Linked DNA regions of Mus musculus: region 1 is linked to region 2. The links are chromatin loops, found by intact Hi-C in ENCODE. Cell type or tissue: left cerebral cortex. All regions are shown on one strand. Links, peaks and the distances in the headings refer to the core of each region. The heading gives the core; the rest is flanking DNA. Region 1 has its middle 120 kb from the start of 4930474N05Rik. Region 2 holds the start of Grid1 (glutamate receptor, ionotropic, delta 1).

Region 1 (12,005 bases), core at 1,937-9,936, 1.4 Mb after region 2:
AAATCCACAGATCCAGACAGCTGGTAGACCTCTAGAAAGTACCTATGTACAAAGACAGAGGCCCTTGGATCTTCATCGACTCTGCTGGGCACTCTCCTCTGTATAAATAGCTTATTCTGTTGGAGCCATTTGAATCTGAAAAACTTCATGTTCTGACTGCTTCTGGTTTAGAGGTGACAAAATCAAGATAAAGTAGGCCTGGGGAGATGGAAACTTTGGGATTGCATTGGAGCATAGGTGAGCTGGTGGCATTTGTAATGTAGATGACGCATAATAGATTTATTCTGATTAATATGTACTTCACATATTGACTTTAGGCCTGTAAGGTTGTGTGTACAATCAAGCTGCAGTCCTTCAGAAATGCTCACCATGATGAAGAGCTGGAGGAGAAGGAGGCCTGTGAGGAAGAAGGGACTTAAGATTTTCCAAGTCGCTGCCATTGTCATAAGCTTCACATGCATTTTATTTAATCTTTGCAAAGCTCTAGAAGATTGGTACCCTTTACAGTACTTTTATCTTTGATTTTTTTTTTAAAGGAAACTTCTTGGTCTTCTCTCTTGTTTTTGTTTTTTGTTTTTTTGTTTGTTTGTTTTTGTTGTTGTTGTTGTTGTTTTTGTTTTGAGACAGGGTTTCTCTGTATAGCCCTGGCTGTCCTGGAACTCACTTTATAGACCAGGCTGACCTCAGAAATCCACCTGCCTCTGCCTCCTGAGTGCTCTCTTAGCTTTTAAGATTTATTCACAATACACCCATTTGTTGAGACGTACAAATATATGACTGGCTAAGATTCATGTACAAAAGGCGACATATGGATTTTGTCATTCTTAGTTTGGGTCACTTCACTTAACATTATACTTTCCAGATATATACAATTATTTTTAAAAAACCAACTTTTCTATATAGCTGAATAAAACTCCATTTTATTTGAGTAACACAATTTTATTATTCATTTGTCTATTGATGGACAGCCAGGCTGGTTCTCTTTTCTTCTTACCTTGAATAGAGTAGCAATAAACATAAATAGACGAGTGCCTCTGTGATAGGATATGTGCCTAGGAGTGGTTTAGCTGGGTCATGTGCTATTTCAGTTTTTAATTTTTTTGTGAAACCTCCACACTGATTTTCAAAATAGCCATACAAATTTGCACTCCCCACAAAAGTGAATAAGGTTTTTCTTTGCAAATATCTTCACTATCATTTGTTAAGAATTCTTGAGGATAGCCATCCTTTTACAGTATCACAAAGTTGCTGTTAATTCATATTTCTCAGGTGATTATGTCTTATTTTTCTTCCCTTTCCCTCTTTCTGTATAGCCCTATAAGTCCAACCTAAGGTCCAGAACCAACTTATCTAATGTTCTTCTATCACCCATCCTGATATTCTCTGCCCACTTTGAAAATGAGAAAACTGTGGAGGAAACAATTCCTGACCCTCAGTTTCAAAGTTAATCAATAGCTAAAGTGATGACTGAACTGGAAAATCTCATTTGAGGCTGGGGATAGACAGAAATAATTGCTTTAAAATAAAGGGAAAAATTAAAACATGTAGGCAAGGAACAAAGAAGGAAAGGTAAACATCAAAAAAAATTAGGAGTTACAAAGTCCAAGTTCGGAGCTGAGACAGTAGAAAGGACCATCCACAAACTGCCCCACCTGGGCATCCATCCCACATACAACCACCAAACTCAGACACTATTGCATATGCCAGCAAGATTTTGCTGACAGGACCCTGACATAGCTCTCTCTTGGGAGGCTATGCCAGTGCCTGGCAAATACAGAAGTGGATGCTCACAGTCATCTATTGGATGGAACACAGGGCCCCTAAAGAAGGATCTAGAGAAAGTAGCTAAGGAGCTAAAGGGGTCCACAACCCTATAGGAGGAACAACAATATGAACTAACCAGTACCCCACAGAACTGTGTCTCTAGTTGCATATGTAGCAGAGGATGGCCTATTCGGCCATCAATGGGAGGAAAGACCCTGGGTCTTGCGAAGATCATATGACCCAGTACAGGGGAATTCCAGAGCCAGGAAGCAGGAGTGGTGGGCTGTGGAGCCGGGCAGTGGTGGGGGGTATAGGGGACTTTGGGGATAACATTTGAAATGTAAATGAAGAAAATTTCTAATAAAAATGTATTAAAAAAAAGAAAGAAAATTAGAAGTTACATATACCGAGAAAGATAAGGGGCAGGATCAGACAGTTGGCTCAGGAACTAAGAGCTCCTACTGCTTCTCCTGGAAACCTGGGTTTGGTATCAAGTCTCCATGCCTGGTTGCCCACAATCACCTATAACTCCAACCCAACTCTGGAGAGTCTGTTGCTCACTTCTGGCCTCTGCTTGTTCTACACTAATATAAACACATTTACTCAGATCCCTGTCCCATGCACACACATGCTTACACCACACACACACACACACACATACACACACACACACACACACACACCCCACACGTACACACATAAACACACACACACCACACACACACATAAACACATACACACACACAGCACATCACACACATAGACACACACACACACACACACCACACACACACAGTCACACAGACACACACACAGCACACCACACACACACACACACACACACACACACACACACACACACACTCTTACAAATCAATAAAACCTTAAATCAAGAACTGCTATGTTGTCTGTACTAGCTGTTGTTAAGGTTATTTGAAACCACCCAACCTGCTAGTGCCTTCTGTATAACCTCCCAGTAAACTTCATGTATCTAGCTCTATTTCCCTGAAAATACATGACTTTTGGTGAATCTCTATGTCAATGTGGCTGCTGAAATAGGTACAGAAGTGAAATATTTCCTCTGTCTTGGGGTTATTGTAGTAAACAAACCCATACCCAGATTTGTGGTAATGACTATCTTCAGCAAATTAGCAGAATACAGGGTGGTTTTTTATTTGGTTTGTTTGTTTGTTTGTTTGTTTGTCTTTTTGTTTTGTTTTGTTTTGTTTCTGTGAAGTCAATCATGGTTGATGCTCACTGTCTCACCTACCCATTCAGACAAGAGGACTCCGACTTCCTGTCTTGCTGCCTCTCACTGACTACATTCACTTGGGAAAGTTGCTTGAGTTTTATTGTCATGTTCACATCATTCCAACATTTATTTTTCACATTTAAAAACTAAACCCACTCTAACTACTCCACTTTGTTCCTCTGAAAATTATTGTTCATTAGAATTATTTTTTCCTGCCTTTGTCCTGCTTTATTTTGGAGAGGGATTGGCTTGTTCATAGAGATGCTTGTAATTCATAGTTTCCCAGTTTGTCTTTCCCAACTCTCTCCTTCCTCTGTACATGTCTCCCACCTTCCCAAGAATTTCTATACTATAATATTTTATCTTTTCTTTTGATTTCTGGAAATGTTTTCAATCATTCTCCCCAGTATTAATGTAATTTTTCTGCATTATTGTGATTTTTTTCTTTTTGTAACCCAATACAATTTTAAATCTGATGTTATTTTAAGGGGTTGTAAACAGTCTTTAAATTTTCCTGTTATTGCTATTTTAGCTCATATTCTTATTGTTTTTAATCTCATCTCTTCTTCCCTTCCATATTATTTTTTCATTTCATGTTTCCTCTTTATCTCAGAGAACACAAATCAGATATTTTTAAAACTTAATGTATTTTCTCAGCAACTGTCAAAGATGTGTTTTCCCTCTGAGTTGCCCACATCTGTTGTGCTGAAGTTTTTCCATAGACTACAGTTAACATGTAGTAAGATAGTGAAAGATTTGGCAGGAGTCCAGAGTGCCGTCCCTACAGGTTTTGTCTGGAGGGTTTTTTTTTTTCTGCTGCATGTTTTCAGAGATGAAATTGCTGGGGACACCTCTATTTCTACTTTGTCCCCAGCTGTCACTAGCTGTCCCCCAGACCTCAGGCTTGGATATTGTCTCAAGTAGGCAGTAATTTCAGTTTTCTCTCCTCATGGAAGCCTAAGAAAATGTCATGTTTCCAAAAGACTCTTCAGCACTACCTCAGAAAGTAAATGGATTTGAACCTACTCTCCTTACACAAACAACGTGTCATTTCTACAGGTATCTGTGCATTTGTCTGTTTTGCTGAGTGCACTTTCACCTTCAATGACTACCTTCCCCCCTAAGATATGGATGGGCACAGCCCTGATTGGTCTGTGTTTTCTCACAGGTCACACTACCAGACTGACATGCAATGATGTCCTCTTGGAATCTGTAGAAGAAAGAAATTATAGCTAATAGAGAAACTACGATAACCAGTTACCAACTGAATTTCCCATTATGTTTTGTTTTGTTTTGAAATAGGAAAGATTTGAAAAGTAGTCAGTAGTCATTTACATAGTATATTTTAGATCTGGATTCAGCATTTTTTTTCAGCATTTCAAAAACACTTAAATAAAACAGGCACACACACATATATGTGCATATACAAAATAAATGAATGGTAATACTTAAAAGACTGAACCTAACATGGGAAGACTAGAATCCTAACAATATTCCTTTTCATTTTTTCTAAAATTTAGTGATTGTGTATAATGAAGGCCATGTCTAAGGAGGTATAGAGCCATGAATAGGTGAAACAGCCAGGATTGGAAAGGAACACAAACATAGAAAATCATTTTTGCTTCCTGTAGAACTTGTTTCATCTGGTGCTCTATGATATCCAGCAGTGTTCACCAAACTGGAATGCATACGAAACGCTCGACCGTTAGACACAGATTCTTGCTCTTCAGATCTTGGCTCACATGGAGGTTGATGTTGTTTCTGTGCTCCCAGAAGATACTGATGGTTTGGGCTGTCTGTGAGGACGGTGTTTTGTAAAAAAATCTAGTGTGAATAGTTAAGTTGTTTTAGTCTTAAACCCTGTGATTCTTTTCCTATATTTGTTTCCTCAGTGGCTGTCATCTTTCCTTTTAAGCTGAAGATCACAGAATGTCTGCACCAAACACACAGGATCAGCAGATGTATTAAAAAAAGATGTATAACCACAGTGGCCTTTCCCTCTTCTCCCTGAAGCCCTACCAACAAATAACAGCTTTGTGGCTGTGAGCTAACATTCATTTAGTACGATGGAACTAGGTTAGATTTATTTGGGGGATTTAAAATTTATCAGTGATTTTTTATGAGAATCTTTAAGACATAGAATTATTAAGCAAGTAGAAGGGTTTTTAGCCTTCTATTGTCAAAGTATCGTGTACTGGATGAGCTCCCATCCTAGAGCTAGGGGAAGGGGTTAGATCGGAATGGTTCAGATCCAGATGCTGTAGAGACAGGACACTGTACGTAGAGATTCCTGACAGTAAATGCTGGTGTCTGAGCTCAAAGAACCTCAGCAGTCTCAGAAAAGTGTGTCTGTCCTGTGCGGGTATCTCAGAGAGATATAAAATAAAGTTGACTAAACAAATGTTGGAGAAATTGTAAACTGAATTTAACTGCTGTTCCAGGAAGAAACTGCCTCAAGGAGAATGAAGACTTGCTGGGTGATGCTCACAGGAAGAGGAAGCAGAGGCAAAAAAATACAGGCATGCAGGCAGGAAAGCCTGTCTCTGCTCTAGCCTCGTGCGTCCCTCTAGTGGCCCTGCTTGAAATTGCCAGTAGGGAGCAGCTTTTTACTTTTTATTTATTTATTTATTTTTCTGGTAGAGGTTTTTTAAAATTAGGTATTTATTTCATTTACATTTCCAATGCTATCCCAAAAGTCACCCACACGCTCCCCCACCCACTCCCCCAACCTCCTACTCCCACTTCTTGGCCCAGGCATTCCCCTGTACTGAGGCATAAAAAGTTTGCACGACCAATGGGCCTCTCTTTCTACTGATGGCATACTAGGCCATCTTCTGATACATATGCAGCTAGAGACACGAGCTCTGGGGCGTACTAGTTAGTTCATATTGTTGTTCCACCTATAGGGTTGCATATCCCTTTAGCTCCTTGGGTACTTTCTCTAGCTTCTCCATTGGGGGCCCTGTGATCCATCCAATAGCTGACTGTGAGCATCCACTTCTGTGTTTGCTAGGCCCCAGCATAGTCTCACAAGAGACAGCTATATCTGGGTCCTTTCAGCAAAATCTTGCTAGTGTGTGCAATGGTGTCAGCATTTGGAGGCTGATTATGGGATGGATCCCTGGATATGGCAGTCTCTAGATGGTCCATCCTTTCATCTCAGCTCCAAACTTTGTCTCTGTAACTCCTTCCATGGGTGTTTTGTTCCCAATTCTAAGAAGGGGCAAAGTGCCCACACTTTGGTCTTCATTCTTCTTGAGCTTCATGTGTTTTGCAAATTGTATCTTATATCTTGGGTATTCTAAGTTTCTGTGCTAATATCCACTTATCAGTGAGTACATATTGTGTGAGAATACTGAATGGCAGAGAAGCACCTGAAAAAATGTTCAACATCCTTAATCATCAGGGAAATGCAAATCAAAACAACCCTGAGATTCCACCTCACACCAGTCAGAATGGCTAAGATAAAAAATTCAGGTGACAGCAGATGCTGGCAAGGATGTGGATAAAGAGGAACACTCCTCCATTGTTGGTGGGATTACAAGCTTGTACAACCACTCTGGAAATCAGTCTGGCGGTTCCTCAGAAAATTGGAAATAGTACTACCAGAGAATCCTGCAATACCTCTCCTGGGCATATATCCAGAAGATGTCCCAACCGGTAAGAAGGACACATGCTCCACTATGTTCATAGCAGCCTTATTTATAATAGCCAAAAGCTGGAAAGAACCCAGATGCCCCTCAACAGAGGAATGGATACAGAAAATGTGGCACATTTACACAATGGAGTACTACTCAGCTATTAAAAAGAATGAATTTATGAAATTCCTAGGCAAATGGATAGACCTAGAGGGTATCATCCTGAGTGAGGTAACCCAATCACAAAGGAGCAGTTATTACTGATGTGTCTGTTTTTAGAAATCTGATCTTAACATTCCAAAGCTGCATGGAAAAAATGGGTTTGAAGATGATAGACAAAGGACAGCTTTATTAGAAGTTTATAAATAAAATTTGGTTCATTTGGGATAAATAAATACAAAAAAATTAAAGTATTCATCCTCTAACATCAAGTTATACTATGTTTTCTGACAAATGAAGAAAATAGTCTTGTGCTGCTTTTTAGAAATAAGTAGTTCCCTTATATGAGATGAAGAATGATGGAAGGAGATAGGAGAAAGTCTAGTGATTTTATATTCCACCGGACATTAAGAGCAGAGTTCTTCGGGAAAACAGATAAGATCAATAACTGGAGATGATAAACCAGACATAAAAATGTTAGCTGTTAAAATCCAGGAGAAGAGAATAGAATGGTAGAAATCTCAATGAAATTAAAAGGGAAGCTATGTTTGGAATTTTTACATAAGACTCTGTTATCCCAAATCCTTAAGAAGACAGGGGAAATCCTTGTGAGTTTAGGAAGGGACAGGACTAGTCTCATAATCCCGCCCTCTGTCTCTTCTTGTGTAGTTAGAGGGAACTCAAGCTTTGTAGAGCTTCCAGAACGGCTGTCATAAATTATTGAGATTTTAGATCTATACCTCCCTTCTGAAGAGCTTGAAGGGGAGAGGGGAGAGAGAGAGAGAGTGGGAGGGGATGAGGGAGGGAGGGAGAGAGAGAGGGAGGAGATTCTACAGCAGGGCATATCCCATGATTGGACTATTGACCTAAATGCAAGGATATTGAAGGCTAGGAAGCTACATAGTAAGCATAAATTAGTATAAATTAGTAATGAAGGCAGTAGGAAAGGATGGCATGGAAGTAGGTCACATATTTCACTACCGATAATATTGAGCTACTGTCATCAGTTTAGTGCCACAGAAAAGGTGGTGGCCTTCAGCATAGAGCTATTGTGAATCCAGGATGTGGAATAGCAGGCCCCGGGTGGAGCACATTCCTTTACTGACTCTCCAAGACTCCAGGAAATTCATCACTAAGGAGTTTGATCTATAATTTGACTACATATTTATTAGTGTAGCAAAAAGTGGACCTGCCTTGGAAGAATTAGTTAGATTTAGATTATGAAATTTGTTATATCTTTTTAATCCTTTTGAGTTGGGGAAGGATGGAGAGAGAGAGAGAGAGAGAGAGAGAGAGAGAGAGAGAGAGAGAGAGAGAGAGAGAGAGATCAAAATGAAGAAGTCATAGATGATTAAGAATGATGTCTCTAAAAACCAAAAAAAAAAAAAGATAGAATATTGAGGTAATGAGAACCCTTTTTCCTACTTTGCTTCATAGCTAAACATATTTTACACAGCTTTGAAACTTTTGTAACAAGGACAGATGTCTAACTCATCTGCCTCCATATCCTTAAGATAGCAATTGACATGTAACTTTTGTTCCCCCAGGAAATGACCCTAGACGAGTGCACAGCAAAACACCATTTTAGAAGACTGGATTATATTTCATAACAACTTAATAAATCTTACCCTTTGCCAATCATTTTTGCTCTATAAGGTGCAGGAACCGAATCTATCTATCTATCTATCTATCTATCTATCTATCTATCTATCTATCATCTATCCATCCAACTAAAATCATTACTAGCTCAAAAGAAGAGGACTTGCCATGATTACAGCTCTGGAAACTGAGGCTCACACCATTCAGTTCTTGCTACTAAAACCAATACTGAAATTCAGATTCATTTGCCTTCAGACTCACTCCCCTTTCTTGGCACAATAGAAATCCAAGTAAAATCAGAATAGATTAAACCATCTCAGACAGACCACCCACAACCTGTAACTTGTCAGCCAGCAAGTCCTGTCTTGAAGGCAGATGTGAGATCACAATAGACAGAGATGATAGCACATCCTGTAAAACTGTTTCCCACTTCATTCCAGATCAGCCTCACTATGGCTCCCTGCATCCTGCTTTAGCTACATAATTTTTCTTAAACAATTGTCAGGTATTATCTCTAGATCTAAATTAATTAAAGTTAGCCCAAGGGTAAAAAGAACAAGAAACATACTTTGTAAGAATCTATTAGATGCTATTACCCTTCAGTGATGCTCTTAATCATGGCAGAAGTTGCAGAGGGCACACGCTAACTCATTTTTTACTCTCTGTCTTCCTTGGAGTTTATGTTCGCACTGCCTTTGCTGCCTCACATTCTAACAGCTCCTTTATATGAATCTCACACATGTATACCATCTACTTCTCTCCATCCCACTTACAAGCCAAGCTGGTAGTCATTGCTTTTGATTTGTTGTCTTTTATAACATCCCAACCTCAGAGCCCTACTCCATTAACAGTTCAGAAGAAGTCCATGGAAAACAAACAAACCCCACATATACACCGGGCTCTTTGATGAATCATCCCATTTTGACTAGCTCTGTAATTTCACACTTCCACAAATGAGTTGCTTTTGAAAATTTTTTTTTGTCCTAGAGGATTTCAGTGTCACTTTCTTTTCTGCCTCTTCTACTGCTTACTAATGCTTCATTTCCAGACCTCTGTCACCATACCTGAAACTAAACCTATTAACATGTATCATTTTTTTCTAATAATTCTTTGCTGACCACATGAAATCTGTTACTAATCTCTCTATTAACACCTGCATGGCAAAGTCTTAAAGCAGAGTGAATGCAAATATTTTCCAAGTCCATTTTACTTTCCATTTCCTCAAGTCTAAGGGTCTTTCTTTTGCCCATTCTGGTTTTAGCAATCCACTGAGCCAAGCTACAGACCTCAAACCACACAACACATATATTACTCACTGCTACCCATTCTTCTATTGCTTCCAGGGTGGGCAATTTCATCATTACTGTCTCCATTACCTTCTTTGTAAAAGTCACTCTTCACCTGCATTGCCTCAACTCTTTACCAATACCTCTCTGCCTATAGTCTTTCTCCCTTTAATATTTTCCCCATTGCATTGAAAAGTTTCATTCTGTAGACATACTTTGATAGAAATCTTAGATTTGAGAACTTCATGGTCTCCTGCTATTTCTGTATCTTGTAAATGCACATGGGACACCTTCTTTTAAGAATATTGGCTTCAGGCCACCATTGCAAATTCACCTGCATGTTCAAATACTATTGTCTAAACATGCCATAATTCTCCTCATTGCACAAATTTGAAAGCCCATGTCTTTGCTCATATTGCTTTCGTTCTCTATTATTCAACTTGGTTAAGACCCACTGTAAATGTCAAAACCTTTCTGCTGCTCTCTGGGATTCTCAAACCAAATCGATTGCTCACTCTTTCCTTTATGCACGTGCAGAATGGCAGCACATTGTGCAAGCACAGATTACAGACACATATGCTTCAAAAGAATGTTTTTTTTTTTTTTTGGTCTCCTGTTATATCCAAGTATAAGTTATGCTCCATGTCAGATTCCTCTATTCTTAGATCACAATACTATCCCTTATTGCAAGCACAGCTTCAGTTAAGACATGAGTGTCAAGTTCTAAATAAAATTTATAGTTTACTAGAGCAATATTGGCTACTTTTATGGTAAGAAGAATACATATTTCTGTTCTCTTTGTCAATCATTCCAGAGATGAAGGGAAAAATGAACAGCAGGGAAATCTCTAGACTGGGAACTTGTTCACTCTGGCTTTGGCATTTCTTTCCCTGCAACAGTTGTCATAAAATTATATTCTTCTTTCCTCATCACAACCTTTATAGTAGGTCCAAGAAGTCCTCCAAACAATACAAACTTTTCCTATTGCTCTCAGCTATCTACCAGAACTTGCTGGTAAGACCATATTGGAGGAAATACTATACACCACTGTCACAGGACAGAGAGAGAGGTCATGCTGAGCTGAACTGAACTGAGCTGATCTGAGCTTCCTTCTTCTTACCTGGCTTTCATAGTGCTGGGTGATATTATAGTAGGCAACAATCTTACCTAGCTGTGAACTCTGGAAGCTACAATACTAATCTGCCAGGCAGTGTGTGCACTGTGATACAATAGTGGCATGGCTGTACTTAAAAGGTATCAATCCACTTTATGACTGGCTCTCTGAGGATTGCTCAATAGGAAAGAACACATGATGACTCTAGAAACCTACTATAGAGCCCACATCTAGGGATATCAGGGACCCTGTGGGAGAACCTACTGCCATTACATTGCTAAATAGTCAAGTTTTCAAACACACCTTTAAATTCTCACATTTGTATCTGCAGTGTTGGCAGCTTCCATCTTTGAAGCTTCTTACTGCATTGGAAAACAGTCATTGCAGAAATTCATTAACTGGCCAGAGTGCTGAGAATAAGGGATGATAGAGTAGAGGCTCAGAGAACATTATGGAAGAGGCCTTAAAAATGATGTAAGAGGTTGGAGTAGGCAGGCAATTGTGTAGCAAGAGAAAAGTTCTAGACATGAGTTAGTTGTTGCTCTCACTAGCTCACTGTAGCTATATGGACAGCACCTGTACAAGACTGGGCTCATCAATATTTTATCATAGATGTGTAAAGGGCTGTGAGGTCACACTCCTCCATATGAATCTAGTGGCATTCAGCAGTTATTGGATAAGGGGGTGTCATTTTTCCACTTGAATAAAAACTGGTAGTTCATTTATTTTGAACTCTTGCTTTGTGGTCCATTATGCTTTATTTTATAAAATGCATCCTTAATATTTTGATGTTTTAATGAGACTTGATTTACAACATTTGTCTATACACAAATCCACAGGTGCAGTGTAAACTAGTTGGTTAAGTATATAATTTACTTTTAACATAACACCAGCACTAAATCAGAAATTCAGCTTGCTTAGAATTATCAAGAAGTCCAGTGTCAACGAAGCACCTATGTCATGGAGCCTGTGATGGTTTAACAGGGTCCTCTGTTAAGACAATCTTAAAATTCTGTAGTTGTCATTCACTGGAGAGAAAATTCCTAACAAGTTCACCCACCGAAGATTCTTAGTCACTAATTCTGAATTGTCTTTAAGGTAAAGTTTGAAAACGCCCAATTTTCTGGAGATTGCTACAGAAAATTCATCTGGTAGAGAAGCTATTTCACTTTCTCTCCCTCACTCCTTTATCT
Region 2 (11,277 bases), core at 3,278-11,277:
TTCTCCCCCCATAGGTAGCTTCTTGGGGTGGTTGATTCTAATCACACTGCGTCTTGTTCTGTATAAGGGAATAGATGAAGGAAGGCCTTTTCCTTACAAAGATGAGGTGCTCCTGTTGGGGTGTGATCACACAAGACATGATCTTTTTTTTTTCTCCTCATTGGCATGTGGCTCCTGGGCTGCCAGCCATGGTGATGCCTGCATTATCGACAGTGCCCTCAGCTGTGCGGGTCCTGCCCTGATGCCGACTCAGCATCCTGCTCTTGGGAGGAGGCTATCCCCAGCTGCACTTTCTCCAGCCACACTGTCCTCCATAAAACTGAAGACTAAATCAATGAAGCTTCGAATCATGGGATAAGTGAGACTAGAGATTGCTGGCCTGGGAAATTTGAAAGTAAAAACTCAAGAGAATGACCAAGAGGGAAAGCAAACTAAAACAAAAACAAAACAAAACAAAACAAAACAAAACAAAACACAGTCATATAAAGGATGATCAAATAAATATAAGTACTAAAAACGAGATGAGAGAGGTTGGCAAAAGAGACAAAGCAGAGCTGGGTCATTATCATTCAACAGATGTGTCAGATGGCTGCTGAGGGAATGGAGGAAACAAGCAATAAGGGAGTGTGTTAAAGGAGGAAGAGGAGGAAGAGGAGGAGGGGGAGGAGAAGGAGGAGGGAGAGGTGGAGGAAGAGGAGGAGGGGGAAGAAGAGGAAGAGGAGATGAGGAAGAAGAGGGAAAGGAGGAGGAAGAAAAAGGAGGAGGAGGAAGAAGAGGAAGAGGAGGAAGAAGAAGAGAAAGAGGAGGAGAAAGAAGAAGAGGAAGAGGAGAAGGAAGAAGAAGAGGAAGAGGAGGAGAACGAAGAGGAAAAGGAGGAGGAAGGAGGAAGAGTAGCAGCAGCAGCAGCAATAACAGTAGTAGTCATCTCGGGCATACCCCAGCAGCCTGCACACGCCTACAATTCCATTTTGGGGGCTGAAACAGGAGGATCTCAAATTCGTGGGTGGTCTAAGATGCACGGTAAGACCTTGCCTCAGCAAACAAAATAAAGCAAGGCAAAGCAGCAATGGGAAGCTGGGTAGGGAGGCAGTGGCTCTCCTCAGGTCCTACCAGTGAGTAGGTTCCTTGGAGCCTGTGGGTAGTGAGCGCTCTTTCCTAGATGCCGGCTGAGCCCTCTACAGCTAGGCTTGGGTCTGCCTAGCCTCTTCCATGTGCACACAAGGGAGCTAAGCTTCCATAGCCAAAGCTGTAGACTTCCTTGTGGTCTGTCTGCCAGCTGCACCCTTCCTGCAATTGCAGCTGGACCGCCAGCTGTGCTTTGCAGGAGGAAGATGCTGGTCTCAGGTACCCTGGACAGCTCCCTAGGCGGTGTACATCCTTAGGATGCATCTGTTCTGGGGCTGGTCAGGTGGTGGCTCTACTTGGGTAGGAGACTCCCCAGACCTGCCAGGATCACAGGTCACAAGGAGGGCCAGGATTCCAGGTGTCCTTTTCTTGACCCAGTTATTGTCTGGAATGAGAATGGTGATGGAGACTGGTGAGATTTGTGTTTCTAGAGTGCCAGTCACAACGGTTGTGTCTTCCAAGTGGGCCCCTGTGGCCTCTCTCTTTGTCTGGACATTTGACCTGCATTGTTGGTTGCAAACTGCTGGCTCCCAGCAGTACTTTAGTGGAAAGGCCTGATGACTACAACCTTCTTCAGTGTCCATGTGTGTAAAAGCCTACCCCCTGGGAAGGAAAGGGAGGGCTGAGCATAGGTTTTCATGCTAAATAAATGTCCTTAAAATCATCTTAACCGAAGAGATCTTTCAAAAAGGCAATCCTGGTGTTGGCTGAAGTACAACTAAAGGATTGGACAGATTGACTCACTCTTGGTTTCCATAAATACACCTTTGTGTAGTGAGGGATAACCCAAGAAGACTGAGTTCTGATTCTCCCAACAACTCCTCCCATGTTGTGGGCAAATCCTATCTTTCTGTGTGCGTTAGTCTTTCCCTCTGAGCAATGGGTATACATCTCGAGGCCTAGACACTGATAGCTTGCCTTCGATATCTAGGTTATTACAGAATGGTGAACTTGTGCTGTGTTTCCTGAGTTTAACAAACCTGATTTTGCCAGGCATAGTGGCGCATGCCTTTAACCCTAGCACCCAGGAGGCAGAGGTAGGCAGATCTCTGTGTGAAGTTAGCCTGGTCTACAAAGCATACTCCAGGACAGCCAAAGCTACATGAATTGGAGACTCTAAGTGGCCACATCACACTTACCATCATTTCACTATGGAGTCAGTCTGCACAAAAACCAAATGTTGTTCTGTCTCAAAAGCAAAACAACAGTAAAAAAATTCAAAAGTAAAATAAATAGGAGAGAGAGAGAGAGAGAGAGAGAGAGAGAGAGAGAGAGAGAGAGAGAGAGAAAGAAAGAAAGAAAGGAAAGAAAATGACACCCGATTTTGAGGAAAGAGTTTTACAGTCTCAGAGATGGTCAGGACTTGTCAAGGCTGAACTCAGCTAGAAACAAAGGTTGGGTGAGCATGGCCCCCAGCCCTGCTCTCTGGGAGCTGCTGCCAATCCTAACATCATGCAGCAGAGATAAGACCACAATCCTCCTGCCTAGAGATGGGTCTGCTTTGGTCTCTTGTGGTCTCTGGACTTCTCTAGAAGTAAGAGTTGTGCAGAATTGCCCTAATGGCCAGGGATGGAGTGTGCAGGACCTTCTAGTTTGGGCTTCTAGTGTGGCGTGTTCTGTAGATCAGATTCACAGGCCCCAGCTTCTCTGGATTACCCGGGGATGGCAAATGACTCCGTAGCACCCCGGGGTTTGAAGACAAGGGGTGCTCAGCTCAGGAGGGGAGGTTTCTCCAGGCTACACATTTTCAGGGGCTCCAACTTGAGATGTGACCTGCAGGTCTCAAACTATAGTGACTCCATCATCCAGGATTGAACCGTGTGCCTGTGTTCACACTTCCTTACTGTCTTCCCACCATGGAGTCAGTCCCCACAGGAGGAGCTACATTGTTAAATCCTGAAGCTGATGAGACTTTAGTTCCCACTTCCCTACAACTTTTCAGCTAGGGAATGCTGCAACTTCGCAGGGCTGAAAAACTGGAGAGGCGGGGATTTTGGATCAGCTGGATAGGCACTTCCCCCCTCCTACCGCAGGGTCCTGTGGTGGTACCTTTCTTGAAAAGGTAAGTTGTGTAGGGCCGCACTTAGTCCTGCAGCCCAGCCTCCCTCCCACCCACGGGAGGGAGGCTTTTTCTCTCTTCCGCGCTCACCATGTCCCCTCATCATAGAACAGTGCTCTTTGATGTCGCATAGCCCCATTACCCCTCTGGTCAGCTGAGACACTGCCTAACAACAGCTTCCAGGACCCTTCTGGCCTCTCTGCACAGACTCCTCGCCAACCCTTTAAAAGCTGAATTTGCCAGTGACAACTCAGTGGCTGGCAGCTTCACACACACACAAATGCACGTTCCCCACACAGTTCTTTCTTCTCTTCCTGTTTTGGCTCACTAGCAGCACCAAATGCCTGCAAGCTTCTCCTCCCTAAGTAGCCTTTGGAAACTATCTTCTTCTTTCAGAATCCATAGCTGCCTTTCTCCCTTAGGCTGGGCCAGAGCCCAGGCCCAAAGCTCCTCAACTGTCCTCTCCACATTTTTTAATGACCTGTATGGCCGTCTACCTTTCCTACGGTGCTGGGAGCTCTAGGCAAAGCTGAGCCTATCTTGGTTCTTTGAACCCAGTGCTCATCCTGGCGCCCAGTTCTGCCAGACTCAGCTGGACCCGGTTTCCGAAGGAATCAGAATCCTGGAGGGCTCAACTGTTTCCCTGAAATCTTAGGTGTGTTAAGTGGAGCCTCGTCCAACTAGGACCTGGGTGAGAGAATTGAGACCGGATTGCGACCTCGCCCCCCCCCCCCCATCTCTCAGCAGCTTCACGGGGGTGGTCAGCCAGAGTCAGGGAACCCGGAGGCGGCGGGAGCCCCGCTCTGCTTCCGCGGCTGGGAGCGAGCTTTCCTCCCGGGCTCGCTCTAGAAGGCTTCGTACAGGTCGCTGTCTGAGAGCGCCGGCCGCTTGGAAGGCTCCTCACGTCCAGGCGCCGCGGTCACGGCTGCGCCGGTTTCCGGCCATGAATTGGGCTTCAGAGTCTGAGCCTCCTGCCCGACTCCGGGCTCAGTGCACCGCCCCGGGGGCGGGGGATGGACGCCCGCCGAAATCTACCCGGACAGCCAGGGTTCGAGCCCGCCGCCCGCCCGCTAAGCATCCCGATGCCTCCTGGCTCGGTGCCCCGGTCTGTAGTCTCTTTGCAGGCTGCATGAGTCGGGGGTCGGGTTCCGAGACCCCCTGATCCGTTCTGGTCAGGGACAGGACTGCAAAATCTCGGCTGAAGTCCCCCAGCGCCAGCGAGTTCCGAGTTCCCCCTCCCCGAGGGTAGTCGATGGCTGTGCCTACTCCGTTTCTCCAGCGAACCCAGAGGCCGGGCCCACACGGCCAAGCCTAGGCTCGCCGCAGACAGACCAAGTCCCCACCGTGGTGCCGTCCTCGTAGCATCCCCCGGCCGGGAGCGCGGAGCACCGGGCGCCCCCTCCGAGCGGGCGAGCGGCGCGCGGCTAGGCTAAGGCTCCGCAGTCACGTGGTGGAGAGGAGGGCGGAGGGGAGGGAGGCGGGCGGGAGGGGAGGGGGAGCGCCGCCGAGGGGGAGGGGGAGGGGAGGGGGCGTCCTCCGCAGTTCGCTCCTCGCCTGGGCTCAGACACATAGCCAGCCCGGAGCCGCCGCGCGGGCCGGGCCGCCGCCGCCTCTGCCTCTGCCGCCCCCAGAGCCGCTCGAGCCGCTGGAAGCGCCGCCGCCACAGCCGCGGGCCGCCCCCGCCGCGCCGGCCTGGGCTCGGGCTGCGAGCGCCGCCGCAACCGCAACCAGAGCCGGCGCGGGAGCCCGAGAGCGCTGGGCTGGGCTGGGCTGGGTTGGGGCGGGCGCAGGGCGCAGGGGCGGGAGCGCGGGGGAAGACGCACGGGCGGGCTCGGCTCTCCCGGGGAGCGGCCCGGGACTGCACCGGGACCGGCGCCTCCCCGCTCCGCGCTGCCCTCGGCCTCGCCCCGGGCCCGGGCGGATGAGCCGCGCGCCGGGGGGACATGGAAGCGTTGACGCTGTGGCTTCTTCCCTGGATATGCCAGTGCGTTACGGTGCGGGCCGACTCCATCATCCACATCGGTGAGCTGGGAGAGCAGACGGACCGAGGCTGGGCGGGGGCCACCTAATAGAGCCGATGATGCGCGGAGTCCAAACTTAGCGGCTCCCCGGGCCGAGGGGCTCGGCAGTCGGTGTTCCCCCGAAGGCCCGCGCCGCCCCGCGGAGGAGCTGTGCTCTGGCCGCTCGGCGCTCCTGCGGGCACCTCGCTACTCCCCGGGGCTCCTGTCAGTGCGCGGGGCCCCGCGGCCTCTGCCGACACTTAGGGCCGCGGCTGCGGGGAACCTGGGATAGACCCTTGTCGAGATGCGTGCCCCTGGCGGGGCTGTCCGCGGGCTGGACCCCTCGTCACAGCTTGAACATTGGGGCCAGGGTCGGATAGGGCTCGGGGCTAGCTAAGTTGGCAGGGCAAGATCAAAGAGGCCAAAGCGGAACCATGTGTGTCTGTGGATGGGTGCTGTCAGCGTGCCAGTGTGTATGCACCTGGCACGGGGTTGGTGTCACTGTGAGAGGGCGTTGGGGTGTGTGGGGCCATCTGAGCTTCTCAGTGCGACTGTCGCGTTCTGTCAGCCTGTTAGAGTGGACACAGTGCTTGCCCGTTTCTCGGTGTGTGTCTGTGTAGCTCTCGGTGTGTGTGTGTGTGTGTGTGTGTGTGTATCTGGTTGTGGCAACTGCAGCCCAATCCTGGACAGTCCTAGAGTTTCTGCCTGATATAAGTCTTGGGGCCAGCGTACAGTGTGGATGGTAGGGGTGAACGGAAGGAGCATGGATAGTGGGGTGGGGGGCGCTGGATGGAGAGGAAGAAGAGGAAAAGCAGAGGAAGGGGAGACCGGAGGAGGGGTAGTGATCAGGAGTTTGGAGCAGAATGGCTGGGATCTCGAGAAGTTGGGCCCGGTTGGGGGACTAACAGCGGTCGCTTATGGGGGAGCCCCTCTGCAGTCGCCTTTCCGGAAGTTGGGAAAGACCAGCTAACACGGATAAACTGGGGGTTGGGAGGTGTGAGGAAACGTGGCTGATGTTACCCGCGGAGCAGAAGGTGGAGGGGATGACAGGGACAGAGTCTCTACTCCAAGGGCTGCGGCCTCCCCTCTGGTGCCGGTGCCGGGCCAAGATCCAAACGTGCTTCCCGCCCAGGAGCCAGAGTGGGTCTCGCGGTCAGCATTGCGGCTCCAGTATAGTGAGGAATTCGGGAGCCGAGTCCTTTTCCTACCCAGCTCTCGGCTCCAGGGCAATTAGAAGGCCAAGCAATAGGACCTTGGCAATGACCCTCGGCGCCTGGTAAAGGGGCTGTGGGGGGTCAGTGAGGACCCCAGAGCAGCAGTCCAACTGATCTCCGCTATAGGGGCAGGGTCAGGGAAGCTGTGTGCCTAGTGAAAGCGTCAGGTCTGCCAGAGCTCCGGATGAGCTGTTCCTGCTTCTAGAAGGGCCATTCAAGAGTGGTTTCTTCTGGGACTCTCCAGTCTTGCTAGATCAGAATGTCTAGGGGTTTAGGATATAGCCCCACCCCTTTCATACATACAGGAAGAGGAAGTGAGAAACGAAGAGCAGAGGCACCAGGCCTGGTAGCATCTTGACCATACAAGATTCTGGTTATCAATGCCTTCTGCTTAAAGAAAAAAAAGTCTTTGGTGCAGGAGAGCCGGCCGGCCGTGGACCACCTTTTCACTTCTGCATTTGCCAGGGAATGCAAAGGAAAAAAAAAAAGTCATCACTCCATTCTGGAATTGGGATAGGGGAACCTTATCATTTTGGAGAATTTACTCTGGTTCCTGGGATGGGATTTATGGGACCACATCAGGTGCATCTGAGCAGGAGGCTACCTCAGTCTCTTACTGTATGGGTCATGGCTGGGACATGAGGTGCTTTGCTTAAGAAGCACATGTGACCTGATGGTAGCATGTGGGCTATGAATGTGTAACTTATGTCAACCGTGCACGTGTATGATGTGGCGAGGGGAACACACCCCGTTTGGGTTATGATGGGAGATGTTTAAACTACCCAATCAACAATCAGCACAGAGTCTTGAGGCTAGTGCCTCATGCCTGAAATCTCTCTACTTGTGAAGGCTGAGGCATAAAGAATCACCATGAATTGAAAGCATCTAGGGGCACAGAAGGAGAACCTGTCTCAACAAAGCATTATAAACCAAACCAAACCAAAGTCTAGCTCAGTCCTCCCACCACGTGGTACCCAGTGGTCTGACCCTAGGGCTAAATGAACATGGGAAGGGTTCCTCTCCAGGCTTGGTCTTGACCCCTCTTCTTCCTCAGGTGCCATCTTCGAGGAGAACGCAGCCAAGGACGACAGGGTGTTCCAGTTGGCTGTATCAGACCTGAGCCTCAATGATGACATCCTGCAGAGTGAGAAGATCACCTACTCCATCAAGGTCATCGAGGCCAATAATCCGTTCCAGGCGGTGCAAGAAGGTGAGTGGTCACTGAGCCCATGCATGAGTCACTAGGCTGCAGGCAGTGAGGCCGTGCAGCAATGGGTCCAGGCAGGGTTGCTACCCAATCCGTTGTACAGAGCCTCTTGGGCACTTACTTGGCTGCTATGTCAGGCATGGTGGCGTGTCCTCCCAGGCCTAGCAAGGTAGGCGGTTCGGTGCGGTCTGGGCAAGCAGAGAGCCTCTACGCACCTCAAACGGCTCTCCTGGCAGGACTGTGTGGCTTCTTTCCGGCCAGGTGGATGCGCGTGTGCGCTCTGCGCCGCTACCGAGCAGGCGTGTGGCTCAGGGAGGTCTTTGTTTCTCGCGTGTTTGTGGGTGGGTGTGTCTTCGTGTCGGGTTCCCGTTGTCGTGTGCACTTCCCCAGAAGCCTCTTGTGTCCTGCAGCCCACGGGAGCTCGTAGCTCAGAGCTCTTCCTGTTTGTCCTGTCTGTAGCCCAGCCTGTCGAGCGCTCAGTTGCACACTCTGTGGGTCCTAGAAGCTTCTGCCCCTCGGGTCCTCAGCTTCTCTGCCTCTCTCCACTGTGTTTGGAGCAGTCCGTCTTTGCTTGTGCTTGCTCGGTGGACCTAGGAGACGTTGCCGCCTGGACCGGAGGTGGGCGCTGTTCGCTCAGGAAAAGAGCCTAGCTGGACTAGGTCTGATGGCAGAAAAATACTAGCTGCCCAGGGCAACAGCCCCCCCCCGCCCCCCGCAGCTAGCTCGCTTAGGATTCGCGGAGGCAGGGGCAACAGGTGGGCAGCCAGTGAGGCCACCAGTCTTTGCTGGCACCCTCTGGCACCTGCACTCGCGTAGTGCACTTACATGTGTGCAGGCAAAACACATCTATACATTAAGTAATGGGAGCTACTACTGCTTTTAGCATCCGCAGATGTCCGTTGTCTGATGTCTTCTGATACATTAGTGACAGCAGCTCCCTCTGTCTTTCCTTCCCGTGCATTCCCTCCACGCCTACTCGGCTGGAGGCTCTTGAAGTGTCCCCTCTCTCTTGTTGTTGATTTCTGGTCAAGGCCCTGGCAGGAACCTGCTCAACTATATTCTCTTTCCCGCTCTCCTTTGTCTTGTTTACAACAAACAAGGCTCCGTTGTGGTGCTAGTGCTTCCGAGTGCCTCCGATACAGGGGTACAGTAGAAAGCATAGCATGTAGGGACTTCTTCCCAGAACTGGCGGGGCTACAGGGCAGGGAGCTCAGCTGTCAGTTTCTCCCTGGGCTTGCTGGGCCTAGGGTCTGCCTGTTGCTTTGGGTTATATACTGTCTACCAGTCTGCCGGTAACCTTCAAGATGGGTGAGCCATGGATGGATGGATGGATGTAGTCTACAGTGCTGGGATCTTCACACAGCATGGGGGGAGGACTTTGAGGGCCTTCTGGTTTTAACTACAGCAAAAGATGAGAAGGGGGCAGCTCTTGGGGAGGGGCTGCTGGCTGTAAGGCTCAAAGGGTGGAGGATGTTTTAAACGCCCAAATCTTCAGTCTCAAGAGCTGAATGGAGGTGGTGGTGGGTAGGGAGAGACTGGTGTTGTTTTATTCTGAGATCTGTGGGGCCGGTGAGGTGGCTCAATTAATAACACTTCCCACTCTTGAAGAGGACCCTGGTTTGATTACTACCACCCATATGGTATCTCACCACTGCCTGTGACTTCAGGTCTAAAGTACACCCTCTTCTGGCCTCTGCTGGTACCTGCGCAAATGTGATGCACTTATGTGTTCAGGCAAAATACTCAATACATACATAAAAGACTGTGAAGTGCTGCTTCTGGCTCTGGCAGAGGTCTGTTGTCTTATGTCCTCTGAAGTAGAGTCATGGGGGAGTGCCTGTCCTTCTTATGTGGCCCCATCCCACAATCTGTCTCCAGATGCCCTCTGACCGCAGACATTTTTGTGGGTGTGTTCTCATCATGACTCCTTGGGACCTCTGTCTGTGGCCTCTATCAGATTAGCACACCTCGACAATGGTTGCAGGTTCTGGTGACTTTCTTCATGGTGTAGGGCATAGCTATCTCTACCAGAAGGACCCCGGGGACTGAAGGTGACAATCTTACACAGTTTTTTTTTTTTATTTGTTTGTTTTTTCAAGACAGTGTTTTTCTGTGTAGCCCTGGATGTCCTGGAACTCACTCTGTAGACCAGGGTGGCCTCGAACTCAGAAATCCACCTGCCTCTGCCTCCCCAGTGCTGGGATTAAAGGCGTGAGCCACCACACCCAGCCCTTACACAGGGTTTTAACCGGAGGCAGGGTGCATACATGGATGAACTGTGCAGCTGGGTCCCTGGAGAGGTCATCTCTGTTGATGAAACAGCTGTCACACAGCTTCAGCAGATTTGTGCCTTGGTGGCGGGAAAAGTCCTAGTATTGTAGATGTGCCTTTTTTTTTTTTTTAATGAAAAAAAAAAAAAAAACCAACTTTAAGAGACGCCTCATGGGGCTGGAGAAGTTAAGAGCACTGGCTCCTCTTCCCAGAGATCCTGAATTCAAATCCCAGCAACCACATGGTGGCTCACAACCATCTGTAGTGGGATCCACTGCCCTCTTCTGGTGTGTTTGAAGATGGGGTACTCATATACATAAAACAAATAAATCTTTAAGAAAGAAAACAATGCACTGTTGTGCGCTTAGTGTGCTCACATAGCAAGTGGCTACTCTGGGCATCCAGACAAAGCTTCCTTAAAAGAAGAAACAAGAAACAAGAAAAAGGAGACTGTCTAGGTCTGTACTTCAGTTGCAAAATAGAACTTTGGGGGGGGGGGTGTGTTTTTGAGGCAGGGATTTGCTCAGTAGCGCAGGCTCTTCTTTTACTTCATCCTCCTGAGTGCTAGCATTAGAGGCTAGCCTTCCTCCAGCACCACACTTGGTTCTCATACCTGGTCTTTTACTTGCCAACCGGTGGAACAATCTAAACAACAGACAACACAGAGCTATGTGCCATTTGACCTTCAAGCCCCAAGTGCAATTTTTTCTAGGCAAGCAAGGCTCTAGTCAGGGCCTTTTACTGGTTTAGACATTGTTTGTTTGTTTGTTTGTTTTTTAAATGGTCACTAGTTTCTTTTTTTGTGTAACTGGAAAAATGTCTCAGTCTCCAAGAATGGTAAGAGGACACTCTCAGAAGGGTCTGGGAGTGTTTCTGCACATCTGGAATGAGCGGGTTAGATACTGAGGATTGGGTCGGCGGTTTCTAGGTAAAGAACCCCAGCCAGGGCCTGCTGCTAATTTGGTGTGTAGTGGTTAAAGCTGGCATGCACTTTCAACCGTGGGAATGGCACAGGCTGAAATCCACCTTGTTATCCATTCCCTGACTCTGCATAGCTCCTGGTGCCTAGAAGGGAAGGGAGGAGCTATCCCTGGAGGCCCTGGGAGAAGCCGAGCATTGCTTAGCAGCCTCCTCCCCCTGGCCTTGTGCCTGTGGAGCAAGTATTCAGCTCACTGGGTCTCCTTTCTTGGCTGTGTTCTATGGGGTACTTGTCTGCCCAGTAGCTGGCTCTAGCTGGATGACTATCCCAGCTTTTTCTCCTGAGCACGGACACTTATTGCAGAAGACAGTATTTGGGGGATGGGGAGTAAGGGCATGCTGGGAGTCAGTCTTCACCTTAGAGAAGAGAAGTGCTCAGTGTGTCCCCAGCAAGGGATTGCGGTGATATTTTGTTGTAATTTG

Evidence for each region. Hi-C counts contacts between places; a loop is a spot of excess contacts. Peaks named below come from ENCODE experiments on the same cell type or tissue, not always from the same donor. Only the 100,000 strongest peaks of a DNase experiment are listed, where the experiment ranks them.
Region 1: a loop joins it to region 2, with 4 times the contacts of the local background. A loop is called at or near these places in 11 of 42 quality-filtered maps.

The regions. Positions count from the first base shown.
Region 1 is chr14:36,207,456-36,219,460 of GRCm38, forward strand. No RefSeq gene overlaps it. Among named protein-coding and RNA genes, the nearest start is that of 4930474N05Rik, 120 kb to the left of the region's middle. In left cerebral cortex, for the core only: a CTCF peak has its summit at 5,588; DNase peaks (open chromatin) are centred at 3,764 and 5,569.
Region 2 is chr14:34,815,101-34,826,377 of GRCm38, forward strand. Grid1 (glutamate receptor, ionotropic, delta 1) reads left to right here and starts at 5,036. Exons shown (of 16, transcript NM_008166.2): 1 at 5,036-5,206; 2 at 7,453-7,608. The coding sequence starts at 5,128. In left cerebral cortex, for the core only: CTCF peaks have their summits at 5,347, 8,217, 9,304 (motif pointing left) and 10,133 (motif pointing left); DNase peaks (open chromatin) are centred at 3,499, 4,190, 4,476, 4,628 and 12 more places; H3K4me3 peaks cover 4,298 bases; H3K27ac peaks cover 2,149 bases.